2 separate regions of the Homo sapiens genome follow, and region 1 is linked to region 2. A link is a loop called in an ENCODE intact Hi-C map of the cell type or tissue named here. Cell type or tissue: psoas muscle. All regions are shown on one strand. Links, peaks and the distances in the headings refer to the core of each region. The heading gives the core; the rest is flanking DNA.

Region 1 (15,615 bases), core at 3,886-11,885, 45 kb before region 2:
GCATGGGTGAGAAACAAATAAGCCCACCCTACTAGGAACTATATTGAAAATTTTCAAGAAAGGATTTGAGGGAGATTACGGTGTTACTATGACACCAGGAAATCTTAGAACTTTGTGTGAAATAGACCGGCCAGCATTAGAGGTAGGTTGGCCATCAGAAAGAAGCTTGGACACGGCCCTTGTTTCAAAGGTACGGCACAAAGTAACTTGTAAGCCAGGGCACCCAGACCAGTTTCTGTACATAGACACTTAGTCACAGCTGGTTTTAGACCCCTTCCCCCCAACAGTAGTTAAGAGAGACAGAAAGTCAAAGAGAGAAGAAAAAGAGAAAGAGAGAAATATACAAGTAGTTAAGAAAAAAAACAGTATACCCTATTTCTTTAAAAGCCAAGGTAAATTTAAAACCTATAATTGATAATTAAAGGTATTCTCCATAAGCCGGAAACACTCTAATACCACTTTGTTGTCAGTGTAAACAAGGGCGTATCCCGAAAGCATTGAGGCCTTCCTATCAAAAATCCTTAACCCAGTAACCCGTGGATGGCCCAGATGCATTCAATCTGTAGCGGCAGCTGCTTTGCTAACAGAAAAAAAAGTAAAAAAAAAAAAAAAAAAGGCAGTTGCAGTTTTAACCCAGACTGTAGGGCCCCTGCCAAGGCCAGTGGCCTATCTCTCAAAACAACTAGATGGGGTTTCCAAAGGCTGGCCCCCAAGTCTAAGGGCCCTGGCAGCAATGGCCCTGTTAGCACAAGAAGCAGATAAGCTAACTCTTAGGCAAAACCTAAAGTCCCCCCATACTGTGGTGACTTTAATAAATACCAAAGGACATCATTAGCTAATGAATGCTAGACTAACTAGATACCAAAGCTTGCTCTGTGAAAATCCCCGCATAAGCATCGAAGTTTGCAACACCCTAAGCCCCGCCACCTTGCTCCTGGTATCAGAGAGCCCAGTTAAACATAACTGTGTAGAAGTGTTGGACTCAGTTTATTCTAGGGGGCCCAACCTCCGAGACCATCCTTAAACATCAGTAGACTGGGAGCTGTACGTGGATGGGAGCAGCTTCGCCAACTCCTGCAAAGTAACTCTGAAGAAGACGACAAGCCCTGCTCCAGTCACACCCGGAAGCTGACTGGTCCACACACGGCCGAAGCATGAGACAACTCATCGCGGGACTCATTTTCCTTAAAATTTGGACTTGTACAGTAAGGACTTCAACTGACCTTCCTTAGACTGAGGACTGTTCCCAGTATATACATCAAGTCACTAAGGTAGGACAAAAGATTGCTACAGTCCTGTTATTTTATGGTTATTATAAGTGTACCGGGACTCTAAAAGAAACTTGTTTGTATAATGCTATTCTATCCAAGGTATGTAGCTCAGGAAATAACCAACCTGATGCCTGTTATGACCCATTTTAAGCCTCCCATGATCACAGTTTTTAGAATAAAATTAAGGACTGGTCATTTTCTAGGCGACGCAAGTAAAGTAACAGCTAAGACAGAAGAAAGATGGGTCCCCAAGCATATAACCCTAAAACTTAATGCTTGTGCCACTATCAATAGCAATCGGCATAGGATAAGATGTGGTTCTTTAAATTGAAAAAAAAAAGTTACACGGCAGGAAATAAGTATATCTGCCATGAATTAAGCTCATGTGCAACTGTGTGTAATTACTGGTCTTGTGTCATCTGGACTACTTGGAAAAAGGATGAAAAAATCCTGTTTAGCTCCAAAAAGGAGAAGGCAGCCCCGCCTGTATGAGTGGAAGCTGCAACCCCTTAAAATTAGTAATTACAAATCCCTTAAACCCAAGGTAGAAAAAAAGAGAACACATATCTCTGGGCATGGATAGAAAAGGACTAGATCCTAGAGTAAATATCGTAGTAAAAGAGGAGGTTCATAAACTCTCTCTAGAACCAGTATTTCAGACTTTCTATGATGAACTAAATGTGCCAGTACCAGAGACTCCAGGAAAAACCAGAAATCATTTTTGCAATTAGCCAAGCATGTAGCCCAGTCTCTAAATGTCACTTCATGTTATGTTTGTGGAGAAACTGTAATAGGAGATCAATGGCCATAAGAAGCCTGAGAATTAGTGCCTACAGACCCAGTTCCTGATGAATTCCCGGCCCAAAAGAAATCACCTTGATCATTTCTAGGTTCTAAAAGTCTCAATTATTAGAAAATATTGCATAGTTTAAAAAAGGAAAGAATTCACTCATTCTGTAGGATGACTTAGTTGCCTTGGACAAAAACTGTATAATGGTACCACAAAAACAGTTACATGTGGAGTTCAAGCCATACAGATAAAAATCCATTCAGTAAATTTCCAAAGTTGCTGACTGTTTGGGCCCCCCCAGAATCCCACTGGGGCTGGAGGCCCCCACTGGGCTATACTAGATATGTAGACATCCAGCCCATGCTAAGCTGCCTGACCAGTGGACAGGTAGTTGTGTTATTGGCACTATTAAACCATCTTTCTTCCTACTGCCCATAAGAACAGGTGAACTCCTGGGCTTCCCTGTCTATGCCTCCTGCAAAAAGTGAAACATAGCCATAGATAATTAAAAAGATGATGAATGGCCTCCTAAAAAAATTATACAATACTCATGATTGTGGGCGCCTGTAGTCCCAGCTACTCAGGAGGCTGAGGCAGGAGAATGGCGTGAACCCGGGAGGCGGAGCTTGCAGTGAGCCGAGATCACACCACTGCACTCCAGCCTGGGTGACAGAGCGAGACTCCGTCTCAAAAAAAAAAAAAAAAAAAATTATACGATACTATAGGCCTGCCACTTAGACATAACACAGGTCATGGGGATACCGGACCCCCATTTACATGCTCAACGAAATCATACAGTTGCAAGCTGTTTTAGAAATCATCACTAATAAAACCGGTCAAGCCTTGACTGTTCTGGCCCAGCAAGAAACTCGGAGAAGAACTGCTATCTATCAAAATACACTGGCTAGCAGCTACTTGCCATCGATCAATAGATCGACTACTTGCTAGCAGGCGAAAGAGAGGTCTACAAGAAATTTAACCTTACTAATTACTGTGTACACATAGATAATTAAAGACAAGTAGTTAAAGACATAGTTAGAAATATGACAAAACTGGCACATGTGCCCTTGCAAGTGTAACACGGATTCGGCCCTGGAGCCAGGTGGTTCCCAGCACTAGAAGGATTTAAAACTCTTATAATAGGAGTTATAATAGTAACAGAAACCTGCTTACTGCTCCCTTATTTGCTACCTGTACCTCTTCAAATGATAAAAAGCTTCATCGCTACCTTAGTTCACCAAAATGCATCAGCACAAGTGTACTATATGAATCACTAGCAATCTATTGTACAATGTAATGCCCAACCTTGTTCTTACTAACCCTGTTCTTAGACTCTCCCTTTCCTTTACTCACCTAGCCTCATTTCCACCTGAATGGACTCTCCCTTAGCTGAGAGAGCCAGACAGACTCCATCTTGGCTCTTTCCCTGGCAGCCCCTTCCTCAAGGACTTAACTTGTGCAAGCTGACTCCCAGCACATCCAAGAATGCAGTTAACTGATAAGATACTGTGGCGAGCTATATCCGCAGTTCCCAGGAATTCGTCTGATTGATAACGCCCAAAGCCAAGACTATCATCTTGTAATAGTCTTAAAGCCCCTGCACCTGGAACTGTTTACTTTCCTGTAACCATTTATCCTTTTAACTTTTTTGCCTACTTTACTTCTGTAAAATTGTTTTAACTAGACCCCCCCTCCCCTTTCTAAACCAAAGTATAAAAGAAAATCTAGCCCCTTCTTCGGGGCCAAGAGAACTTTGAGCATTAGCCATCTCTTGGCCGCAGGCTAAATAAACGGACTCTTAATTCGTCTCAAAGTGTGGCGTTTTCTCTAACTCGCTCAGGTACAACAACAAGAAGACATAAGTGGCAAAGATAAGAGTGAGAACTCCCACTAATAAAAAGTGAGAGTCTCAAAGCAGGGGAATGAGGTAAGAGAGAGACCCTCTCATATTGTTTTATATTGTTCTATACTCAGAAAAAGAGAAGTGAAACTAAAGGCAGGTAGCCCGGCGCCTAGGAAGCAGACCCGAAACCAGGCCTGGGCCTGCCTGACCTAAGCCTGGTAGTTAAAATTCGACCCCTGACCTAGGAACTGATGTTATCTATAGATTCCAGACATTGTGTGGAAGGACATTGTGAAACCTCCCGTTCTGTTCTTTTTCACTCTGACCACCGGTGCTCGCAGCCCCCGTCACATACCCCCTGGCTTGCTCAATCGATCACGACCCTCTCACACGGACCCCCTTAGAGTTGTGAGCCCTTAAAAGGGACAGAAGTTGAGCACTGAGGAGCTCGGATTTTAAGACGCTAGCCTGCCCATGCTCCCAGCTGATTACAGCCACTCCCTTCACTATCTTGGTGTCTGAGGGGTTTTGTCCACAGCTCATCCTGCTAAAACAGCTCACTACAATCTCAAACTCCTGAGCTCCAGTGATTCTCCTGCCTGTGAAAGGAAAACAAATCTTGCCCCTGCCCCCACCCCAAATCACTAAGCTAAAGGGAAAAGTGAAGCTGGAAACTGCTTAGGGCCAACCTGCCTCCCATTCTATTCAAAGTCACCCCTCTGCTCACTGAGGTAAATGCATGTCTGATGGCCTCCTTTGAAAAGACTAATCAGAAACTCAAAAGAATGCAACCATTTGTCTGTCTCCTACCTGTGACCTGCAAGCCCCCTCCCCGCTTCCTGTCTTCCTGCCTTTGCTTCAGGTTGTCCTGCCTTCCAGACCGAACCAATGTACTTCTTACCTATATTGATTGATGTCTCACGTCTCCCTAAAATGTATAAAACCAAACTGTGCCCCGACCACCCTGGGCACGTGTTGTCAGGACCTCCTGAAGCTGTGTCGCGGGTGCGTACTCAACCTTCGCAAAATAAACTTTCTAAATTAACTGAGGCCTGCCTCAAATTTTCAAGGTTCCCGTGCCTTAGCCTCCCGAGTAACTGGGACTACAGGCACGTGCCACCACGCCCGACTAATTTTGTTGTTGTTGAGACAGAGTCTAGCTATATTGCCCAGGCTGGTCTCCAACTGCTGGGCTCAAGTGATCTTCCTGCCTCTGCCTCCCAAAGCGCTGGGATTACAGCCACGAGCCACCATGCCCGGCCTTCTTTTTCTCTTTCCAGCATTGGCTTTGAAATCTTATGAAATCCAAGCGGATGGGAGCCTAAGCTAACGAGTATGTCTTGATGGTTTTAGTTCATCAGAACCCTTGCCAAGACTTTTATTTTTAAATGTACGGCTTAAAATATATCATCCTCGGCCCTGAGCCAATGAGAGGAAGCCAAGGTAAAACACTCTCTTCTCCAGGACATATGGAAAGTCGCTGCTGCCGGAGTAAGGGAGAAATTCTAGAAAGGACGTTCTAGTGCAACAGGCAAAGTTTCATGGCACCGACAGCTATTTTCCAGGAAAGAAGCTTTAAACTATGGAGTTTATGGAAAAAAAGAAAGGGGGGAAAAGACATTTCTGCAAACTGACCTAAGCCCTGGGAATCTGAACCTTCCTATCTGAGGAAAGGGAGGGGGGACTCCGAGGGCCTCTGCAGGACACAGGTGCAATGTTTACCTGCTGCTGTCAGTGAGGATCCTCTGCATGGAGGAGCCCTTCCTTGGCCTGAGTTGTACTTAAAAGCAGGCACTTGTCTTTCATTTTTTTGAGACAGGGTCTCACTCTGTCCCCCAGGCTGGAGTGCAGTGGCGTGACCATGGCTCACTGCAACCTCCACCTCCCGGGTTCAAGCGATTCTCCCACCTCAGCCTCCCAAGTAGATGGGACCACAGGCGTGCACCACCACGCCCAGCTCATTTTTGTATTTTTTGCTAGAGATAGGGTTTCACCATCTTGGCCAGACTGGTCACAAACTCTTGACCTCAAGTGATCTTCCTACCTCAGCTTCCCAAAGTGCTGAGATTTCAGGCGTGAGCCACCGCGCCAGCCCAGGCTGTTGTCTTTCTCATGGCTTTGAGTTTCCACCCTTCCTCCCTTTTCCTTGTGCCACTGAGCACTTTAAAAATCCTAATTGTGTCACCAGACGGGTTGCAAACTAAGGCATCTACTTGCGGGAGTCAGCCTAAGCCAGCTCATGGGGCTTGAAGTTTTCTTTGGTTTTTTGTTTCTTGTTTTTTTTTTTTTTTTTTTTTTTTTTGAGACGGAATTTTGCTCTTATTGCCGAGGCTGGAGTGCAATGGTGCGATCTCAGCTCACTGCAACCTCTGCCTCCCGGGTTCAAGCGATTCTCCTGCTTCAGCCTCCCGAGTAGCTGGGATTACAAGCATGCGCCATCAAGCTTGGCTGATTTTTTTGTATTTTTAGTAGAGATGGGATTTCTCCATGTTGGCCAGGCTGGTCTTGAACTCCCGACCTCAGGTGATCCACCCACCTCGGCCTCCCAAAGTGCTGGGATTGCAGGCGTGAGCCACCGCCCCCGGTCACAGTATTTTTAAGGTGTATTTTCCAGCATCTTTTGATGCTCTTCATACTTTTTTCAACCTTTCAGTTATTTAAGTGCATCATTCTCTTTCCACAATCTCAGCACCCTGAGGGTTTCCGCTTCTCTTCTGCCCCTTTGGTGAATGCTCTATTTATGATTCTTCTTGTAAAACTGAACACGTTGGGTGGCTCTTCCACTCAGCCCAGCTGGAGCTACACTGCCTAGAGGCCAGGGTGATCCTGGGATGTCACAAGCGCAGTGAAGGGACCCTTATGTTACAGGAAAGGGGTCCAGATCCAGACCCCAAAAGAGGGTTCTTAGATCTCGTGCCAAAAAGAATTCAGGGCCAGTCTGTAAAGCGAAACCAAGTTTATTAAGAAAGTAAAGGAATAAGGGAATGGCTACTCCAAAGGCGGAATAGGAATACGACTAGGAAACGGCATGCAGTGCTACTAGATAGTCAAAGTTTCAGATTTTTTAATTTATTGTTGGGATTGGGGTGTCGTTAGAAAAAAGTATGAAAAGAGACGGTTAGCAGTGCAATTGAAGACATGTTAGGTTAATATATAATGTATGAGTCTGTGTAACGGATAGTTTTTATTCATCATAAAATTCTCAAAAGACTCACAGATGTGTGGCCCTTGCAGCTGTTCTTCCCTTGCTAACAGCGTTAGGCTCTGACTCAGAGGAGTTTTGTGCCAAAGAATTCTGGCAGCGTCTACAGTTCTTGTGAAATTCCCAGTGAGGAAATCGTTCACTGTGAGCAGGGGCGATGATGACAAGACGATCCAGGGGATGGGGAAGGAGCCCAGGAAGAAAGAATACAGAGCCCCGGGCATGTGAAATGTATCAGCCTCAAAATTCTTATCTTTCTTTACATCTTTCTATTTACAAAGTCTTGTTTTTGTTTTTGTTTGAGATGGAGTTTCACTCTGTCGCCCAGGCTGGAGTGCAGTGGCACTATCTTGGCTCACCACAACCTCCGCCTCCCAGCTTCAAGCACTTCTCCTGCCTCAGCCTCCCGAGTAGCTGGGATTACAGGCACGCGCCACCACACCTGGCTAATTTTGTATTTTTAGCAGAGATGGGGTTTCTCCATGTTGGTCAGGCTGGTCTCAAACTCCCGACTTCAGGTGATTGCCAGCCTCGGCCTCCCAAAGTGCTGGAATTACAGGTGTGAGCCACCACACCCGACCCTGTTTTTGTTTTTTGACATGCAGTCTCACTGTGTCACCGAAGCTGGAGTGCAATGGTATGATGCTGGCTCACTGCAGCTTCCACCTCCCAGGTTCAAGGGATTCTCCTGCCTCAGCCTCCCCAGTAGCTGGGACTACAGGTGCCCGCCACCACAACCAGCTAATATTTGTATTTTTAGTAGAGATGGGGCTTCACCATGTTGGCCAGGCTGGTCTCAAACTCCTAACCTGAGGTGATCCACCTGCCTTGGCCTCCCAAAGTGCTGAGATTACATGTGTGAGCCACCGCACCCAGCCCAAAGTCTGTTTTTCTTGGCGGGGGTTGGCAGTCAGGGAGCAAATCAGAGTGGCCTATGCACAAAAGGTTGAGAACAGAACTGTGATTTGGAGAGGGAATTCTCCAGCCAGCGTGTCACAAAGCCGCTCACCTGCTCGTGTGAGTGTCTGAATGCACGTGTTTGAGTGTCAGGGGCGTGTGAACCACAGCAACTCAATCTTGAATAGGGGCTGGGTAAAGTGAGGCTGAGACCTCCCGGGGCTGCATTCCCAGATGGTTAAGGCATTCTAAGTCACAAGATGAGATAGGAAGTTCGCACAAGACACTGGTCATAAAGACCTTGCTGATAAAACAGGTTGCAGTAAAGAAGCCGGCTAGGGCCGGGCGCGGTGGCTCATGCCTATAATCCCAGCACTTTGGGAGCCCAAGGCAGGCGGATCACCTGAGGTCAGGAGTTCGAGACCAGCCTGACCAACATGGAGAAACCCTGTCTCTACTAAAAAGTACAAAATTAGCCGGGTGTGGCGGTGCATGCCAGTAGTCCCAGCTACTCGGGAGACTGAAGCAGGAGAATTGCTTGATCCCGGGAGGCGGAGGTTGTGGTGGGCCGAGATCGCACTATTGCACTTCAGCCTGGGCAACAAGAGTGAAACTGTCTCACACACACACAAAAAGTTATAGGTAGGACAATTTCCAGGTATGGTTGTTTTGCAATCAGGGCATCTCAGCGGGTCCACCAAATAGGAGGTTTGTCTCTGTGCCTGGATGGTTTCATTACTCATTCATGAGACAAAGAGCGGGAAGGTAGAGGGTCTGGGTGTGGCTTTGTCACAGGTAAACACTGGTGCCGGATGGGCACGGTGGCTCAAGCCTATAATCTTAGCACTTTGGAAGGTGGAGGCAGGAGGATCCGTTGAGCCCAGGAATTTGAGACCAGCCTGCACAACATGGCGAGATCTCATCTCTACAAAAATTTAAAAGTTAACCAGGCATGGTGGTGCATGCCTGTAATTCCAGCTACTCTGGAGGCTGAGGTGGGAAGATTGACCCAGCCCAGGAAGCGGAGGTTGCAGTGAGCTATGATTGCACCATTGCACTCCAGCCTGGGCAACGGGGCGAGACCCTGTCTCAAAAACAAAAACAAAATGTAGGATATAATAAATTCTTCTTCAAAGGTTTTAGCCTGTAAATTGTTTAGTACAATGAGTTCTGAGATCCTCTCCAAAGAACCAGTGCATCAGTATGTTCAGCTCCCCTGTTCTTTGTTCTTCATTTTAAAATTTAATTTCCTCTTTCCCTTCGTCTCCTAGCCCCTAGTTTCAGTGAACAGTCCCCTCCTAGCCTCTATCACCTGCTCTGACCTGAGTCATTCTGAGTCACCTGTTTTGTAACCATCCTTCCCGCCAAACTACTCACCCCGCCACTCCAGCTCGTACCCCTGCTCTCTTTAAAACAGCCAACTGGAATTAGCTTAGACGGTGCGGTCCAACCCTAGCTAATATGGGAATGACACAGCAGTAGGGGCTGCATGCATCAGGGATAAGAACCCCTTCCCTTCCCTTTTCAGATTTGCTCTCACCATTGCTCCACCCTCGAGGTGCACCCTCCTATAGAAGTAACATTGCCTTGCTGAGAAAATTAAATTTATGTTTGAGTGCTATTTCTTTGTGGCACCAAAAATTTATTTCTAACAAAAAGAAAGAAAAAACCAACACTGGTGCCATCCTAGAGTTCTGGGGAGTCATGAGCAAGTGCACACTGCGAGTCTTACTGAAGTCACAGGGGAGGGGTGGGACACAGTGTGGGGATCTCTCCAGGGCTCTGCTCTCTGGTGCACAGGGCTCAGGGAAGGCCCGGCATTTGGCAGTTGCCCAGTGACTCGGGGAAAAGAGGGATGGACCACACTCAGAACCCTGCTTAGGGCAGCAGAAGGATGTAGGCACTGTCCCTGGTACCCAGGCAGCAGGCTGGGCATTCCTTGGTCAATGTTTGCCAGGCACATGATAACCTAAGTGTGCAGGTGATGTTCAAGCCAGGTCAGGACATGGGGAACCACCTGGCTTCTCTCCAGTGCTTGCCATGATGTCCCAAATGAAGGTGATTTTTTTTTCTTTTTTTTGAGACTAGGTCTCATTCTTTTGCCCAGGCTGCAGTGCAGTGTCAAGATCACGGCTCACTGCAACCTCTGCCTCCTGGGCTCAAATGATCTGCCCACATCAGCCTCCTGAGTAGCTGGGACCACAGGCGCCCACCACCATGGCCGGCTAATTTTTTGTACTTTTAGTAAAGACGGGCTTTCACCATGTTAGCCAGGATGGTCTCGATCTCCTGACCTCGTGATCCACCTGCCTCGGCCTCCCAAAGTGCTGGGATTACAGGCCTGAGCCACTGCACCCAGCCAAGTGCTGGGAACCATTTTCTAAACATGGCCCCAGGATCAAATCCATTCCACACTTGCATGGGCACATGTGCCAGTTTTGTCGTATCTCTAACTATGTCTTCAACTGCTTGCCCTTCATTATCTATGTGTACGCAGCAATTAGTAAGGTTAAATTTCCTACAGACCTTTCCTTCAGCTGCTAGCAAGTAGTTGAGAGCTAATCTATTTTGACATATAGCATTTCTCATCTGAGCTTCTTGCCAGGCCACAATAGTCAAGGCTCTGCTGGTTTTATTAATGTTTATTTTTAAGACAGCTTGTAACTGTATGATTCGGTTGATCATGTAAATGGGGGTCCGGTATCCCCACGAGCCGTCTTGTGCCTAAGTAGCAGGACTATAATGTTGTATGATTCTCTCAGGGGGCCATTTATCATTTTTTCAATTTCTTATGGCTACGATTCTCTTTTCGTGGGAAGAATAGACAGGGAAGCCCAGGAGTTCGCCTGTTTTTTTGGGCAGTAGGAAGAAAGATGGTTTAATAGTACCAATAACACAACTACCTGCCTACTGGTCAGGTAATTTGGCGTAAGCTCTGTGCCTACATATCCAGTATAATCCAGTGGGGGCTGTCCAGTCCTGGTGGGACTCCGGGTGGGTCCACACAGTTTGCAACTTTGGGAATTTACTAAATGGATTTCTCTCTGTGTGATTTGAACTGGAGTTCACTGGAGTCCACCAAGTGACTGTTTTTGTGGTATCATTATACAGTTTCTGTCTCCGACAACTAAGTCGTCCTCTGGGGTGAGTGAATTCTCTTCCTTCTCTAGCTATGCAATATTGTCTAATAATTGAGGCTTTTAGGACCAGAAATTATCAGGGTGATTCTTTTGAGCCAGGAATTCATCAGGAACTGGGTCTGTAGGTACTAATTCTCGGGCTTCCCATGGCCATTGATCTCTTATTACAGCTTCTCCACATACATAGCATGAAGTGACATTGAGAGACTGGGCTATATGCTCAACTAATTTCAAAAACAAATTTCTTGTTTTTCCTGAAATTTCTGGTACTGGCACATTTAGTTCATCATAGGAAGTTTGAAACACTGGCTCAGGAAAGCGTTTGTAAACTTCTCCTTGAACCAAGATATTTAGTTGAGGATCCAGTCTGGCCCAATCAATTCCTAAGGTCACGCGCTCCTCTGTTTTTCTAGCGAGGGTCAAGGGGCTTGGTTATTACTAGCTCTAAGGGGTTACATTGTCCCTTAGTACAGGAAGGGCCATTTTTTCCTTTCTGAAGGTGGACTGGATCTTTTTCATTTTCTTTTTGTCCAAGTGGCCAAAATGACACAAGACCAGTGTTTACATTTATTTCCACACAGTGCTAATTTATGACAGATGTATTTATTTTCTGCCATATAGCCTTTTCTAATGAAGAGAACCACAACTTATTCCTAACTTACTACTATTAATGACAGCACAGGCATCAAATTTTAAGATGAATTGTTTGGGCACCCCTTTTTCTTCTGTTTTGGCTAACACTTCACTCGTATCATTTATGAGTCCACACCAGTCCTCAGTCCTTAATCTTATTTTAAAAACTATGGTCATGGGAGGCTCAGATGGGTCATAACACACATCAGGTTGGTCACTTCCTGGGCTACATACTTTGTATAGAATAACATTACACGAACAAGTTCTTTTTAGAGTTCCAGTACACTTATAATAACCATAAAATAATAGGACCATAGCAACCTTTTGTCCTACCTCAGTGACTTGATGTATACAATGGGAACTGTCCTTAGTCTGAGGAAGGTCATTTGAAGTCCTTACTGTAAAAGTCCAAATTTTAAGAAAAATGAGTCCCGCAATGGGTTTTCTCATGCTTCGGCTGTGTGTGGACCAGTCAGCTTCCAGGTGTGACTGGAGTAGGGCTTGTCGTCTTCTTCAGAGTCACTTTGCAGGGGTTGGCAAAGCTGCTCCCCTCCACGTACTGCTCACAGTCTACTGATGTTCAAGGATGGTCTCAGAGGTTAGGCCTGCTAGAATAAACTGAGTCCAACACCTTTACACAGTTATGTTCAACTGGGCTCTCTGATACCGGGAGAAATGTGGTGGGGTTTAGGGTGTTGCAAACTTCAATGGTTATGTGGGGATTTTCAAATAGCATGATTTGGTACTTGGTTAATCTATCATTTGTTAACCAATGATATCCTTTGGTATTTATTAAGGTTACCACAGCATGGGGGGTCTTTATATTCAGATTTTGCTTAAGGGTTAGTTTATCTGCTTCTTGTGCTAACAGGGCTGTTGCTGCCAGGGCCCTTAGACGTGGGGCCAGCCTTTGGAAACCCTGTCTAGTTGTTTTGAGAAATAGACCACTAGCCTTGACCAGGGCCCCACAGTCTGGGTTAAAACTCCAACTGCCATTTTTTCTCTTTCTGACACATAGAATGTTGAGTTTTGTCAGGTCAGGTAGCCTCAGGGCTGGAGCTGACGTGAGTTTTCTTTTAACTCATGAAAAGCTCGTTGCTGTTGGTTGTAATAGATGTAGTTTATCCAATCTACATTTTTATTAACTGTCACCTACCAAAATATTGACTCAAATCCTGCAGCTATTTGATTTCAAGCTTTAAATTGATCTGGTATTCCTCGTGGGACTCCAATTGCGTCTAAATAGACATGAGAGTTGAAAGACCCCTAAGGAGCTTCTCTCGCTTTATGATGTCTTATTGATGAAATGCCAGGGTGAAAGGGATAGCCAACCGGACTAAAGTACAAGTGCCACTCCAGTTATTCGGCAGAGTGCCCAGTAAAGGTCCACCACAATACCACCACACATCCGCTCAGGGATGAACAAGGGCTGCCTCATTGATAAGCTCTTGAAAATTCTTATGCTTCACTGCATCCTTTCAGGTCTCCAAGGAACACGAAGTTTCCTCCCTGTCATGAGAGACACGAAGTGAACTTAGTGTTGGGAGACGGAGGTTGGATGGCCCTCAGGGGCTGACCCACAGGGTGCTGGACTTTGGGATATAGCAGAGAGAGCTTGGCACGACTTATTACTCCAGGCCGTAGAATCCTGGAAAAGAGCTACCATGCAGCCCACACCTGGTCAACTGGAGGACCACCTTAGTGGAAAGGGGACAATCTGGGCCTCTGGCCTGCCATGTGCACAAGCATAACAATTGGTTTTATTTAATGTCAAATGGAATATTTGATCCATTTTAACTAGGCATTTGCATCTTGGTATCCTGTCTTAATTGATAAAGTTTGTTTTAAGTCTTTAACTTCTATGATCCTCTAGTAAAATGAATGTATGGTTTTAGGAAATTATAAAAACCGGTTGGGTCAGTCCGTCCTTGCTCTTTAGTGGTCCACAGGACGTTGGACCAACTATGGCATGAAAGCTCTACGTCAGGGGGCAAGACTCCTAGTTGGCACTGGGGTGTTTATTGAAATCTCCCCGGATTAAATGGTCCTCGTTTACTAATGCCCAGTCTGAGGAGAGTCAGGAGGGGCAGAGATACTTTTCTGAAGTAGAAAGCTGTCTTGGAATTGGCAAGTCCCCACAGGGTATAACAAGGCAAGAATTAAATGCAATAGTTTGAGGTGAAATTGATTTGATTATGTTAATAACTATATGGTCAACAATAGAATGAGGAAAGAAGAAAGAGTAATAGAGTAGATGAAAAGAGTTACATTTTTCTTAGCTTTAGTTTGGTAGGGTTTTCCCCTGGGACTATGGCCCCCACCTCTGGAGGGGGTGGCGCTTTCTTGACTTGGGTGTGATGAGTCCATCTTTTTTTTTTTCTGTAAAAACAGCAGTCTTGGTGGTTAGCAGGACAAGGTAGGGTCCTTCCCAGGCGGGCTCAAGTTTTTCTTCTTTCCACCCTTTGATGAGAACGTGATCTTCAGGCTGGTGCTGATTTACTGGAAATTCTAGCGGTGGTACATGTGCTAAAAGACTTTTAGTTTTTGAGAGAAAGGAAAGTGGAAGATAAACCAAGTATATAATTTTTAAGAAACTGACCTTTTGTTTTAAATGTGGGGACCTTGGCAGTGGACTTTATAGTCCTTAGTGTCTTTTTACTGAGAAATTTCCTTTAGCACCTATTTTTATTAGTTTTTAAACCAAAGAAAGCCAAATACCATTTTACATTTAACAATGCTTCTTGTATGATTTTTATACCAGATAAGCTAAATGTTATGTTTATATTAGTGTGTTATTAATGTTAAACCTAATTTTAATAAAAGCCTGTAGACATATTTATCTAATTTTTAATGTTTGACCGTAAGTTACGATTTTATAGACTCTTTTTAACCTTTCATAATTTTTGCTAAAGAGCAGGTTGGTGCTTTAAGAAAAACCTGTTATGCTTTTACTTTAATGTCTAGTTCACAGAAAAACTGGATGATACTTCTTTAACTTTAGCAAATATGTTTATACACAGAATTTCCTTTACAATTAATGTTTTAAAATTTGCTTAAACCTTCAAAACAATAAATTTTTAACTTTTTAATGTAGGTAAAAATGTACATTCTTATGCCTCCTTATAATCCTTTTACCAAAGATATATTTTACTTTTCTTATACACCTTGCACATAAACTGTTGTTTTTTTTTTTTTTCAATAGTTTTACATTCAGGAGGCCTAGTTACTTTTAAATTATACAACATTTTTTGCATAAATTCTTTTTTATAACATTTTTCTCTTTCTTGACTTTTGCAGACAATTCTTCCACATGCCTCAACTTTCTGACTTATTACAAATATTTCTTTCTTTAAACAACCAGTTAATTTATTTCAGGACAAGAATTTACCATATAATACTCTTTTTATATAAATTCCACCCGCCCCCTTTTTTTTCCTTTTTTTTTTTTTTTCCCTTAGGATACTTCTGAACTGGTGAGATGTGCTCACAATGAGGTTTCCTCTAAAAGTTATTCTTTTTCCCCTTTTTTTTTTTTTTTTGTTAGCGAAGCAGTTGCCGCTACAGATTGAATGCATTTGGGCCATCCGCGGGTTATGGGGTTAAGGATTTTTGATAGGAAGGCCTCAGTGCTTTCGGGATATGCCCTTGTTTACACTGACAACAAAGTGGTATCGGACTGTTATAGGGTTACGGAGAATACCTTCAATTATCAATTATAGGTTTTAAATTTACCTTGGCTTTTAAAGAATAGGGTACACTTTTTTTTAACTACTTGTATATCTCTTTCTTTCTTTCTCTCTTTGACTTTGTCTCTCTCTTTCTGACTTTCCTTTTGCCTC
Region 2 (14,131 bases), core at 4,510-12,509:
TTGCTTTTCTGTTAGGTAGCACTTGCTGCTTCACCTTGTACTTTCGTGTTATGGGGACAGCTTCTTTCCTTAAACCTCATGAACCAGCCTCTGCTGCTTCCAACTTTTTTTTTTTTTTTTTTTTTTTTTTTGAGATGGATTTTCACTCTTGTTGCCCAAGCTGGAGAGCAATGGCGTGATCTCGGCTCACTGCAACCTCCACCTCCCGGGTTCAAGCGATTCTCCTGCCTCAGCCTCCGTAGTAGCTGGGAGTACAGGCAGCTGCCACCACATACAGCTAATTTTTTGTATTTTTAGTAGAGACGGGCTCTACTAAATGTTAGCTAGGCTGGGACTTCTGACCTCAGGTGATCCACCTGCCTCAGCCTCTCAAAGTGCTGGGATTACAGGGGTGAGCTGCCGTGCCTGGCTCCAACTTTTCTTCTGCATCTTCCTCACCTCTCTCAGCCTTCATAGAATTGAAGAAAACTTGGGCCTGGTTCTCGATTAGGCTTCAGTTTAAGGGAATGTTGTGGCTGGTTTGATCTAATCAGACCACTCATACTTTCCACATATCACCAATAAGGCTGTTTCACTTTCTTTCCCTCCCTCCCTCTTTTTTTGAGACTATTGCCCAGGTTGGAGTGCAGTGGTATGATCATGGCTCACTGCAACCTCTGCCTCCTGGGTGCAAGCAATTCTCTTGCCTCAACCTCCCGAGTAGCTGGGATAACAGGTGTGCAGCATGTGTCCAGCTAATTTTTGTATTATTAGTAGAGGTAAGGTTTCACCATGTTGACCAGGCTGGTCTCGAACTCCTGACCTCAAGTGATCCGCCCGCCTTGGCCTCCCAAAGTGTTGGGATTACAGGTGTGAGCCAACGGACCTGGCCATTTTCTTATTCATGTGTTCACTGGAGTAGCACTTTTTAATTGCCTTTAAGTTTTCCTTTGTTCTGAGAGGTGATTTAAAATTTCAAAAATTTGTGTATGTATTTTTTTAATTTCAAAAATTGGAAAGAAACTTCTGCTTTGCATTTACAACTTGGCTAACTTGTTTTTTTCTTTTCTTTTCTTTTTTTTTTTTTTTTTGAGATGGAGTCGCTCTGTCGCCCAGGCTAGAGTGCAGTGGCGCGATCTTGGCTCACTGCAACCTCTGCCTCCCGGGTTCAAGTGATTCTCTTGCCTCAGCCTACCAAGTAGTTGGGACTACAGACGTGAGCCACCACGCCCGGCTAATTTTTGTATTTTTAGTAGAGACAGGGTTTCGCCGTATTGGCCAGGCTGGTCTTGAACTCCTGACCTCAAATAATCCACCCACCTTGGCCTCCCAGAGTACTGGGATTACAGGCATGAGCCACCGCACCCAGCCCTTTTTTGTTTTTTTTTAAAGAGATGAAGTCTCCCTATGTTATCCAGGCAGGTCTCAAACTCCTGGCCTCAAGTGGTCCTCCTGCCTCAGCCTCAGGCATGATCCACTGTTCCTGGCCTTGGCTATGTTTTTGAGAGACAGGGTCTCATTCTGTTGCTCAGGTTGGGATGCAGTGGTGAGATCATAGCTCACTGCACTCTTGACCTCTTGGGCTAAAGTGGTTCTCCCACCTCAGCCCCCTGAGTAACTGGGACTACAGGGATGTGCCAGCATGCCCAGCTAATTTTGAAAAAGTTTTGTAGAAGTGAGGTCTCATTATGTTGCCTCGGCTGTCTCTTAAGTTCCTTTCCAGAATGGTGAATCCTTTCAAGCCGCCTTCCTGCCTCGTCCTTCCGAAGTGTTGGGATTACCCATATGAATCACTGTTCCTGACCTGAACATCAAAGATCACTGATCACAGATCCCCGTAACAGACATAATAATGACAAAGTTTGAAATAGTGAAGAATTACCAAAATGTAACACAGACACAAAGTGAGCTCCTGTTTTTGGAAAATTGGCACCAATAGGCTTGCTTTCTTCATACAGGGTTGCCACAGATCTTCAACTTGTGAAAAACATAGTACCTGCTGAGTGCAATAAAGCAAAACACAATAAAAGGTAAAATGAGGTGCTTATAGCCAGGCGCAGTGGCTGACGCCTGTAATCCCAGCACTTTGGGAGGCCGAGGCGGGTGGATCACGAGGTCAGGAGATCGAGACCATCCTGGCTAACACTGTGAAACCCCGTCTCTACTAAATATACAAAGAATTAGCTGGGCGTAGTGGCGGGCACCTGTATTCTCAGCCACTTGGGAGGCTAAGGCAGGAGAATGGCGTGAACCCAGGGGGCGGAGCTTGCAGTGAGCCGAGATCGCGCCACTGCACTCCAGCCTGGGTGACACAGCGAGACTCCATCTCAGAAAAAAAGAAAAAAGAAAAATGAGGTGCTTATAGTCTGTTGAATCTAAAATGCAGCAGTGTGTTATACCACTACAGATGCTCCCAGTGCCTTCTGGCACGCTGCTTTCTTACCCCATCAGTGAAGGATGCTTTTCACTTCAGACATTTAAAAGTGTGCCTTAGAATTGATGAAACATGGTCAGTGAAGTATGACTTGTTTCAAAGATTAACCTTCTGCGCTTATGATCTAAGTGCCAGCAGGTTCTGTGGTAATGATACTGAGTACAATGCATTTTGTTGGGATTCCTGTACTCTATATGTAGTTAACGTTTCTCTGGCAGTAACTTTAGAAAAGTACTACTTGTGAGGCCAGGTGCGGTGGCTCACACCTGTAATCCTAGCGCTTTGGGAGGCCGAGGTGGGTGGATTGCCTGAGGTCAGGAGTTTGAGACCAGCCTGGCCAAGATGGGGCAACCCCTGTCTCTACTAAAAATGCAAAATTAGCTGGGTGTGGTGGCAGGAGCCTGTATCCCCAGCTACTCGGGAGGCTGAGGCAGGAGAATCACTTGAACCAGGAGGTGGAGGTTGCAGTGAGCTGAGATCGCTCCAGTGCACTTCAGGCTGGGCGACAGAGCAAGACTCCATGTCCGAAAAAAGAGAAAAAAAAATACTACTTGTAAATAGCAGAAATAGAAAGGTGCTACTTATGAGAAGTAACATCCTATTTGCGGCTTACACTTTTGTTGCAAATTGTTAAAAGTGTCTGAAACTGTTTAGAAGGACAGCCTGAAACTGCTAAAGTGATGCAAAGTATAGACTCTGGTGGGAGAGGGGGCGTCTTAAATTTTCACGTTTGCTTGGCCTCTGGGGGCCTCTTAACAGCACTTTAAAGGAAATAAATAGATGAAGAAGAGAACAAATTATTTTGAAATACAGTTATTAAAATACTGTATTGAACCAAATTGGTGATAGTCCCATTTATTAGCTTAGTAACCGGATTGAGCTGTGGCTCTGGTAATTCATTTGGGAGTAGTGACGAGATTTTTTGTGACACTCTAATGCTTTGGAAAATACCTGTTGCTGTTCCTGCTAAAACTCCAGGGCTTATTGTCTGCCTTTGTAATTGAAGGAGTGCTACATTTCAGCTAGAAGTTTTTGCCTTTTATCATTCATGTTCACAAATACCAAGTTGATTTACTCTCAGCCTATCCATTTGTAGGAATATATGGTGTCCTTTCTTTACTTCCTCAAATGATTATATTGATGACAAAAGAGACAAGGAAATAAAAACGGCACAGATAGGGGAACCCAAAGCCTAACAGTGTGTGTCCTTGGAGGTGAGGGTGAAGGAAGTGGCTGCAGGCCCTGGGAAGTACCATCTTGCATCCGTGTGCAGCACTGAGTGGATACCTCATGGTTCTGTCTTGTGTACACTGTTCAGGAGGACATGTAGAGTGGACATATCACATAGAAGAAGGTCAGTCTGGAAACTGTTAGGAGAAGCACTCAAGGGCTGAGAGGCATGGTCCTTGGTGGAAAGAGCCAGCAGGCCTGGTGCTGGCGGTGCCCTGCTCGTGACAGTGTGCAAAGTCTGGAGCCTGGCCTGTTCCCGCCCTTGGCAGATGGTAGCTCCTTGTTTTGGATTATTAGCCCCTGCCGGTTTAGTTACTGTTTCTGGAAGATTCACATAGAAGGCAGTGTGGTAATTCAGTCAACGTGTTGTCTGGCATGTGGTATAAAACTCCTGTTTAAAGCTCTGATTCTGAGGCCATGCCTCAGGGACTTGAGAAGGGGACAGAGCAGCTTATTTTATTTTATTATTTATTTTATTTAATTTTAATTTTATTTTATTTTGAGATAGGGTCTCACTTTTTCACCCAGGCTGGAGTGCAGTGGCACGATCTCGGCCCACTGCAGCCGGGAGCTTCTGGGCTCAAGTAATCTTCCCGCCACAGCCCCCAAAGTAGCTGGGATTACAGGCACGTGTCATCACACCCAGCTAATTGTACTGTTTGCCGTCTGCGATTGACGCTGGAATGATTGGCTGTTTTAGTCGGGTTCTCAGGGTGGCAGGGAGCAGGCTGACTTCAAGTTGGGTGGGTGGTGAGATAGGTGGTTCAGGATCATGCAGGGATAAAGAAAACAGGAGTCTATGGGATTCTTGGGACCACTGTATTGTTGCTGGGCCTCTGGGCAGATGGAACCATGGTTTGTGCTCTGGCAGGATCCAGTTCTGCACCAGGGCTCTTGGCCTTCCGCTTCAATTAGGTGGTTGCCCTCCACTGTCTGTTCCATCTGTACGCTCCCCTCACAGTGGGGGCTCACCCAGCCTTACCTGCCCTGTACTCTCCCTTTTCCAGCACCCACCTCAGAGAGAGTGCCTGTGCTCTTTCCCCTCACACCACCTACCAGGCGCTGACCTTCGGGCTGGGGGCTGGCCTTGGGTGTTGCAGGGCTACCTGGCCCAGGGAGTGGTGCTTGGGGAGGAATGAGCTTCTGACACCTGCACAAGGAAGGCCCCCTTTGAGCAGGGCCTGCCAGTGGGGTTGGGTCACTCAAAGGGGCTGTGGATTGGTAGGTACTATGATCACAGTTTCCAGAACATAATGCCTGAGTGAGCGCATGTGTTTTGTTACATGTTCTCTCAGACATTTTATGAAGGTTTGTACATTTTTTTGCATTAAAAATGTTAGGAATTTAACTTGACAAGAAAAAGGAGCATAAGGCCGGGTGCAGTGGTTCACGCCTGTAATCCCAGCACTTTGGGAGGCCAAGGTGGGTGGATCACCTGAGGTCGGGAATTCGAGTCCAGCCTGAACAACATGGAGAAACCCTGTCTCTACTAAAAATACAAAAAATTAGCCGGGTGTGGTGGTGCATGCCTGTAATCCCAGCTACTTGGGAGGCTGAGGCAGGAGAATCACTTGAACCCAGGAGGTGGAGGTTATGGTGAGCTGAGATCGCGCCATTGCACTCCAGCCTGGGCAACAAGAGCGAAACTCCATCTCAAAAAAAAAAAAAAAAGTTTAATAAACATTAAATTGCTAAACTTTACGTTCTTCTAAATTTAGTTACGTATTTGAGCATACTTTTTTTTCCCCCACGAAACAGGGGCTTGCTCTGTTGCCCAGGCTGGAGTGCAGTGGTGCAATCTTGGCTCCCTGCAACCTCTGCCTCCCGGGTTCAGGCAATTCTCCTGCCTCAGCCTACTGAGTAGCTGGGATTACAGGTGCCCACCACCACGCCTGGCTAATTTTTGTATTTTTAGTAGAGATGGAGTTTTACCATGTTGGCCAGGCTGGTCTCGAACTCCTGACCTCAGATGAGCTGCCCACTGTTGCCTTTCAAAGTTCCAGGATTACAGGCATGAACCACTGTGGCTGGCCTTTTTTTTCCAATTTTTTGTTATGGTAAAATACACGTAACAAAATTTACCATCTTAACCATTTTCAGTGTGCAGTTCAGTGGTGGTAAGTTCATTCATACTTTTGTACAGCCATCACCACCATCTGTCTCCAGAACCCTTCATCTTGTAAAACTGAAACTCTATACCCATTAAACACTGCCTCCCCATCTCCCCTCCCTGAAGCCCCTGGCAACCACCATTCTACTTCCTGTCTCTGAATTTCGCTACTATAGGGACTTCATACCAGTGGAATTAGGTAGTATTTGTCTTTTTGTGACCAGCTTAGCTCATTTACCATAATGTCCTTAAGGTTCATCTATGTTGTAGTGTGTGTCAGAATTTCCTTCCTTTTTAAGGCTGAATACTCCATTGTGTGGATATACTGAATTTTGTTTATCCATCCCTCAACAGACACTTGAGTTCCTTCTACCTTTTGACTATTTTGAATAATAAAACTGTGAACCTGAGTGTGTAAATACTTCTCCGAGATCCTACTTTCAATTTTTTTGGATATAGATCTAGAAGTGGGATTGCTGGATCATACTGGAATTCTGTTTTTAATTTTTTAGGGAACCTCCATCCGATTTTTCGCAGCAACTGTACTGTTTTATATTCCTTTTAATTTAATTTATTTTTTATTTTTCCAAGGACTCAATAAGGAGAGAGTATCAGTTTACATTCCTACCAACAGTACAGAGGTTCCAGTTTCTCCGTATCTTACCCAACACTTATTTTCTTATGTGTTGTTGCTTTTTTTAATAGCAGCCATCCTAATGGATTTGAGGTGGCATCTTACTGTCATTTTGATTTGTATTTCCCTAATAATTAGTGATGTGGAGCATCTTTTCACATGTTCATCGGCCATTTACATGTCTTTGGAGAAATATCTCTTCAAGTCCTTTGCCCCTTTTTGAATTGGGTTTCTTACATGCATACGTGTGTGCGTGTGTGTGCGTGTGTGTGTGTGTGTGTGTGTGTGTTTTAAAGAGACAGGGTCTCATGATGTTGTCCAGGCTGGTCTCCAACTCCTGGGCTCAAGTAATCCAGTAATACTCCTGCCTCAGCCTCCCAAGGAGCTGGGACTTAAAGACATGGGCCCCTGTGCCTGGCTATGTTCATACGTTTTTACATATTTTTTAAGCTATATTGTGTTATGCTTTTAGTTGGCATTTTAGTGATTTTTAAAACATTTATATAATCCACACATTTCTCGTTTTAAAAATTTAAGGTCTCATACACTTTTGTGAGTCCAGTTTTTTTCTTTTTCTTTTTTTTTGAGACAGAGTTTTGCTCTTGTTGCTCAGGCTGGAGTGCGATGGCATGATCTTGGCTCACCACAACCTCCACCTCCTGGGTTCAAGCAATTCTCCTGCCTCAGCCTCCCAAGTAGCTGGGATTACAGGCATGTGCCACCCCGCCTGGCTAATTTTGTATTTTCAGTAGAGACAGGGTCTCTCCATGTTGTTCAGGCTGGTCTCGAACTCCCGACCTTAGGTGATCTGTCTGCCTTGGCCTCCCAAAGTGCTGGGATTATAGGCGTGAGCCACCATGCCCGGCCAGTTCCAGTTTTTTGTATTATTTTACGGCCATGCTCTATGTTGTGGAGCCTTTTGAGTATTTAGGTTTTGATACTTTCTGTGTTTTGCCATCCGAAAGCTGGAGTCCCTCTGACCCACCAAGCTTAGTGCTGACAGGGAGAGTAGAGAGGGGTGGCTGCTGTGCAGGGAGGGAGTGCAGGTGCCAGTTCCACAGTGCTGTGTGCCCAGTGTAGGCAGTGCCTGAGAGAGGCTGTCCATGGGAAAGGGGTCCTTGCCTCCAAGGGTTAGGGTTCCTCATTTTCTTTTCTTTTTTTTTTTTTTTTTTTTTTTTTTTGAGATGGAGTCTCACTCGCTCTGTTGCCCAGGCTGGACTGCAATGGCACGATCTCGGCTCACTGCAACCTCTGTCTCCCGGGTTCGAGCGATTCTCCTGCCTCAGCCTCCCGAGTAGCTGGGACTACAGGCATGCGCCACCATGCCCGGCTAATTTTTGTACTTGCAGTAGAGACAGGTTTCACCACGTTGGCCAGGCTGATCTCGAACTCCTCACCTCAGGTGATCCACCCTCCTCGGCCTCTCAAAGTGCTGGGATTACAGGCGTGAGCCACTGTGCCTGGCCCCTTATTTTCTTTCTGTTCCTTTTTTTGTTTGTTTTTTGGTTTTTGTTTGTTTGTTTGTTTGTTTTGAGACGGAGTCTCACTCTGTCATCCAGGTTGGAGTGCAGGGGAGTGATCTTGGCTCACTGCAGTCTCCACCTCCTGGGTTCAAGTGATTCTCTGACCTCAGCCTCCTGAGTAGCTGGGATTACAGGTGCAAGGCACCACACCTGGCTCATTTTTGTGTTTTTAGTAGAGACGGGGTTTTGCCATGTTGGCCAGGCTGGTCTCGAACTCCTGACTTCAAATAAGTTGCCTGCCTCGACCTCCCACAATGCTGAGATTACAGGAGTGAGCCACCACGTCCGGCCAGGGTCTTAAAACTTTGATGCGAATTTAAATTTACCAGCTGTAACAGACCATCCAGCTCAGAGTCTGTTAAAACAAATTGCAGGCCGGGCGTGGTGGCTCACACCTGTAATCCTAGCACTTTGGGAGGCTGAGGCGGGTGGATGACTTGAGACCAGGAGTTTGAGACCAGCCTGGTCAACATGGCAAAACCCAGTCTCTCCTAAAAATACAAAAAAATTAGCTGGTCATGGTGGCGGGTGCCTATAATTCCAGCTACTCAGGAGACTGAGGCAGGAGAATTGCTTGAACCTGGGAGGTGGAGATTGCAGTGAGCTGAAATCGTGCCATTGCAGTCTAGCCTGGGCAACAGAGCGAGGCTCTGTCTCAGAAAAAAAAAAAAAAATTAAAAAAAAAATTGCAAAACCATTAAAATGTAAAATACCTTTGATACTAGAATTTTGTTTTGTCTTTAGGGGACATATGTGGGCCTTTGGGTTAGAAATACTTTTTGATACAGATTTTAACAGGATTTACGATCTATGATTTTATTTGAATATTACACTTCAAATGATACCTCGCCAAACCTTGTTTGAAAAATAAAGTGATGGCTGGGCGCAGTGGCTCATGCCTGTAATTCCAGCACTTTGGGAGGCCAAGGCGGGTGGATCATGAGGTCAGGAGTTAAAGACCGTCTTGGCCAAGGTGGTGAAACTCCATCTCTACTAGAAATAGAAAAATTAGCCAGGCATGGTGGCAGGTGCCTGTAATCCCAGCTACTGGGGAGGCTGAGGTAGGAGAATCCCTTGAACCTGGGTGGTGAAGATTGCAGTGAGCCGAGATCATGCCATTGCACTCCAGCCTGGGTGACCGAGTGAGACTTGGTCTCAAAAACAAAAAAAAAGTGATTTCTTGACAAATGTTTTCCTCAGAATGAGTCATTTATTGACTGAACATCTCTTTGGAATAGGAGCTGTGGAAGCCAGGGTGGAAGAGAGATGGACAACTGGCTTGTGGTTTCTGAACCACAGGTGCCTAAAACTTCTCACACACAAAATGAAAGCTCACTTAACTGTCATGATGTATAGTTAGTGTCCTAAAAGGTGTCCTGGAGAAGGTATTTTGGGAGGACTGGTAACAAAACACAATACCTAGAGATGCAGTCTCTGGATCTGACTGTTGTGTTGTCTTCAGTCGTTTTCTGGCTTTATAAATGCCTCAGTGTTACTGTTTGCTAGAACTGGAATTACCCTAGAATTTCCAGTGGAATTGTGGCTGCTCATTAGTCAACACTGCTCTGGGTAGCAGCTAGGAGGTGGCACTCTGGGAGTTGGTCCTCTGCTAGGCGCGGCACCTGGTGAGGGGGATGGGGCTGTGTGGACTCCTCCAGCAAGGCAGCGTCTAGTATATTACATTACAGTACACAGGATAGTGTCACTAAACTGAGTCAGAGAGCACATTTTAGGTGGATTTAAAGAAGTATACTCAGGCCAGGTGCGGTGGCTCACACCTGCAATCCCAGCACTTTGGGAGGCCAAAGTGGGCAGATCACCTGAGGCCAGGAGTTCAAGACCAGCCTGACCAACATGGAGAAACTCTTGTCTCTACTAAAAATACAAAACTAGCTGGGCGTGGTGGCGCATGCCTGTAATCCCAGCTACTCGGGAGGCTGAGGCAGGAGAATCGCTTGAACCTGGGAGGCGGAGGTTGCAGTGAGCTGAGATCGTGCCATTACACTCCAGCCTGGGCAACAAGAGCTAAACTCCCTCTCAAAAAAAAAAAAAAAAAAAAAAATATATATATATATATATATATATGTATACTCAGATTTTCTGACTCCTCTGGGTACTAGAAAGAGGAAAAGAAAGTCTAGTAAGATTTTTTAAAAAGTATCACTTGTCTTTGAACAGCTATAATTTTGGTCAGGGATTGGCAAACCACAGGCCTATGGGCCAGATCCCACTGACCTTTTTTTTGTATGGCCCTAGGGCTGAGAATGGTTTCTACTTTTTTTTTTTTTTTTTGAGATGGAGTCTTCGCTCTTTCACCCGGGCTGGAGTGCAGTGGCGCGATCTCGGCTCACTGCAAGCTCTGCCTCCTGGGTTCACGCCATTCTCCTGCCTCAGCCTACAGAGTAGCTGGGACTACAGGTGCCCACCACCACACCTGGCTAATTTTTTGTATTTTTAGTAGAGACAGGGTTTCACCATGTTAGCCAGGATGGTCTCGATCTCCTGACCTCGTGATCCACCCGTCTCGGCCTCCCAAAGTGCTGGGATTACAGGCGTGAGCCACCGCACCCGGCCTCTACATTTTTAAAGACCTGTAAAGAAAGCATACGTAATACAGACAGTATGTGACCCACAAACCTGAAATATTTACCTTCTGGCCCTTTACAGAAAATGTTTGCTGGTCACACCTCCCACACCTTCAGTTCTTTTTGTTTTTGTTTTTGTTTTTGAGACGGAGTCTCACTCTGTCACCCAGGCTGGAGTGCAATGGCCTACTCTCAGCTCACTGCAACCTCTGCCTCCCGGGTTCAAGTGATTCTCCCTCCTCAGCCTCTTGAGTAGCTGAAATAGGCGCGTGCCACCACACCCAGCTAATTTTTGTATTTTTAGTAGAGATGGGGTTTCACTATGTTGGCCAGGCTGGTCTCAAACTCCTGACCTCATGATCCGCCCACCTCGGCCTCCCAAACTGCTGGGATTACAGGCGTGAGCCACTGTGCCCGGCCAGCCCTCAGTTCTTACTTGGACCAAATCAAAGTTGGTCTGGATCTAAATGGAATCAAATAGCAGAACTGTTGGGAGATATGAAAAACACATGGGGATTTGGTGAGCTACTCTCCTTCAGCTGACTCATGCCTTGCTGTGATTGGTATACAGTATTGTCTATGTAAAAGTTGAGCCTAAAGAAATAGCTCTTAAATCACCATTAGAATTGTAAAGGAATATATGTGAGTAGTTCTAACAGCTGAAGTCTAGAACTCTGCTTCAGTGACTAGTTCCCATTGAGCGCTGGGACACGCTTTGCTGAGAGTCACTGTGGAGGGTCAGATTCTTTCCGGTGGCTCCCATGCTTCACCGAGAGCAGTTGTGCTGATCCCCCAGGCCACTGGGACAGCAGGGCAGGCTCCTTGGTCAGGGCTGGCCCAGGAACGGAGTGGGTTGATGAGAGGGAGCCTGGTCCCTGGGATACTGGTTAGGGTCTACAGGCTGGGGACCCTGCGGGCTGGATGAGGACCCCCTCACTGGTCTTTGGCTTCTCAGGCTGGGGACCCTGCGGGCTGGATGAGGACCCCTCACTGGTCTTTGGCTTCTCAGGCTGGGGACCCTGCGGGCTGGATGAGGACCCCCTCACTGGTCTTTGACTTCTCAGGCTGGGGACCCTGCGGGCTGGATGAGGACCCCCTCACTGGTCTTTGGCTTCTCAGGACTTCTTTCTTTGTAGAATCTCCCTCATCCCTTCCTTTTTCTGTTTGATGTCTCTTTCCTCATTTCTTCTGTAAAATAAACGTAAAAAGGGACTGAATAATTTCCAACTTTTTTTTTTTTGATAAAGGGTCTCACTATGTTGCTGGTTTTGAACTCCTGGACTCAAGCAATATTCCCGCCTCGGGCTTCCAAAGTGCTGGGCTTACAGATGTAAGCCACTGGGCCCGGCCTATCCCCAACCTGTTTTTTTCAGTTTTTTTCCATTTTTTTCAGCTTTTGTGATAGTTTTCTCATGGATCTTTTGACTGGTCAGGATAACATTGCTTAGAGATGTATTTTACTTGATTACTTAAATGTATGTTTCTGTTTCAATTTTTTATTTTTTTTGAGTCAGTCTCACTCTGTCACCCTGGCTGGAGTGCAGTGATGTGATCTCGATTTCACTGCGACCTCCACCTCCAGGGTTCAAGTGATTCTCTCAAGTCTCAGCCTCCCGAGTAGCTGGGATTACAGGCGCCTGCTACCACGCCTGGCTAATTTTTGCATTTTTAGTAGAGATGGGGTTTCACCACGTTGGCCAGGCTGGTCTTGAACTCCTGACCTCAAGTAATCTGCCTGCCTCAGCCTCCCAAAATGCTAGGATTACAGTCGTGAGCCACCGCCCCCAGCCAAAAAGCAGATTTAAAATGTTAGACAAGCTGAACTCAAGGCGGAAGCATTAGATAGAGGGATATTAACATATCATTTACAGGCATAGTTAATAATCATGGGCAGGCATGGTGGCTCACACCTGTAATCCCATCACTTTAGAAGGCCAAGGAGGGCAGATTGCTTGAGCTCAGGAGTTTGAGGCTAGCCTGGGCAACATGGCAAAACCCTGTCTCTACAAAAAATACAAAAGTAAACCGGGTGTGGTGGTGCATGCCTGTGGTTCCAGCTACTCCGGGGCTGAGGTGGGAGGGTTGCTTGAGTGAGGGAGGTCGAGGCTGCAGTGAGCCAGATGGTGCCATTGCACTCCAGCCTGGGCAACAGAGCCAGACCCTGTCTCAAAAAAAAAAAAATAATAATAATAAGCGGACACAGTGTGCCTGTAATCCCAGCTACTCGGGTGGCTGAGGCAGGAGAATTGCTTGAAATCAGGTGGTGGTTGCAGTGAGCCGAGATCACACCACTGCACTCCAGCCCGGGTGACAGAGCAAGACTCCGTCATAAATGAATAAATAAATAAATAAATAATAAGTAACGATCCACTGTGGCTTCCTGGAAACATCCATGTTCACAGCTGGGGTCTGGTCAGTCTGCATAGTGGAGCACACTGCTAGGATGCATCCTTAGCAAGTGAAAAAAGTGAGGCTCAGAACTGTTTGTAGAGTATAGCCTTTTATCTAAGGAAGGCAGATGAAGACTGGCTTATGATAAAGGTGCTAACCCCCAGACTAGTAAAAATGGGGTTCCCTGTGGAGTAGGGAAGGGGCAGTGTTATAAGTTGGATTTCTGGCCATATCTGCTATAGTACTGATCATGGAACTCTAGGGGAGGAAAGATGTTTTCCTTCTACCCATCTTACGTTCATTGGCTGGGGCTCCTGGAACAGAAGACAGATTTACAAAAGAGAAAGGCACACAAATTTATGTAATATAAGTTTTACATGACATGGGAGCCTTTATAAGGAAATGACCCAAGGAAATGGTTAAACCTGAGTGGTTTTGTGTTAGGTTTGATGAGCAATGAAAAGCTATGGAGAACTATGATAGGAGGAGTGTGAGCTAAACGCAATGAACTGGGGGAAACTTAGCAAGGTCTGTTCAGATTTCTCTCTGTATCCTTCTTTGGAGGTCAGCATGTTTCCTCCCCCCGTAGATACGGAGGGCACTTCTCACATGAGGGTCTTACCACCTGCTTTGGGTGAGGGTCAGAAAGTCCTTCCTAGGTTTCGTGACCTGCCTCAGGAGAGAAGGGTTGGGGAAGGTCAGAGAGATGTTCCTGCACAAGCTGCTTCTCAAATTCTTTCAGCTTCAAATATTCAGTGTGCCCAGGTGCCACATTTTGGGGTAGCATGTCCTGAACCTTGTCAAAACTATATGGATGTTTTAATATAGTTTTAAAATAAAATGAAGTCAAAAGTTGGGGGGAAGTAGTCTCTAAAAATTGAAAGCAGCCGAGCACTGTGACTCACAGCTGTAACCCCAGCATTTCGTGAGGCCAAGGTGGGAGGATCGCTTGAAGCCAAGAGTTCGATACCAGCCTTGGAAACAGCCAGACCCCATCTCTACAAAAAAAGAAAAAAAAAAAACCCTGAAAGCAAAACGAATAAAAATAACCAAACCACAAATTGAGTTGGTGGCTTAACTATACAGAGAGGAGTTATTTCAAGTGACTTCAAAACAAATTGTATTGGCCAGGCGTGGTGGCTCACGCCTGTAGTCCCAGCACTTTGGGAGATCGAGGCAGTAGGATCATGAGGTCAGGAGATTGAGACCATCCTGGCTAACACAGTGAAATCCCGTCTCTACTAA

Evidence for each region. A loop is a pair of places that touch in the nucleus more often than their neighbours do. Peaks named below come from ENCODE experiments on the same cell type or tissue, not always from the same donor. Only the 100,000 strongest peaks of a DNase experiment are listed, where the experiment ranks them.
Region 1: it touches region 2 in a loop (2.3-fold over the local background); 33 of 110 quality-filtered maps call a loop at or near these places.

Annotation. Positions count from the first base shown.
Region 1 is chr21:42,933,092-42,948,706 of GRCh38, forward strand. LOC124905023 (a long non-coding RNA gene) reads right to left here. Exons shown (of 2, transcript XR_007067882.1): 2 at 11,698-15,615. It overlaps LOC124905022 (a long non-coding RNA gene), which reads left to right. Exons shown (of 2, transcript XR_007067881.1): 2 at 987-3,874. Among named protein-coding and RNA genes, the nearest start is that of MIR5692B, 10 kb to the right of the region's middle. RefSeq lists enhancers at 3,678-4,336, 4,337-4,994, 4,995-5,653. In psoas muscle, for the core only: no CTCF peak of the experiment used is centred there; a DNase peak (open chromatin) is centred at 7,230; H3K27ac peaks cover 971 bases.
Region 2 is chr21:42,977,434-42,991,564 of GRCh38, forward strand. The region is part of intron 1 of PKNOX1 (PBX/knotted 1 homeobox 1); the gene reads left to right. Among named protein-coding and RNA genes, the nearest start is that of PKNOX1, 9.9 kb to the left of the region's middle. RefSeq lists enhancers at 3,675-4,215, 4,216-4,757, 4,758-5,297 and a silencer at 11,411-11,577. In psoas muscle, for the core only: no CTCF peak of the experiment used is centred there; no DNase peak of the experiment used is centred there; H3K27ac peaks cover 940 bases.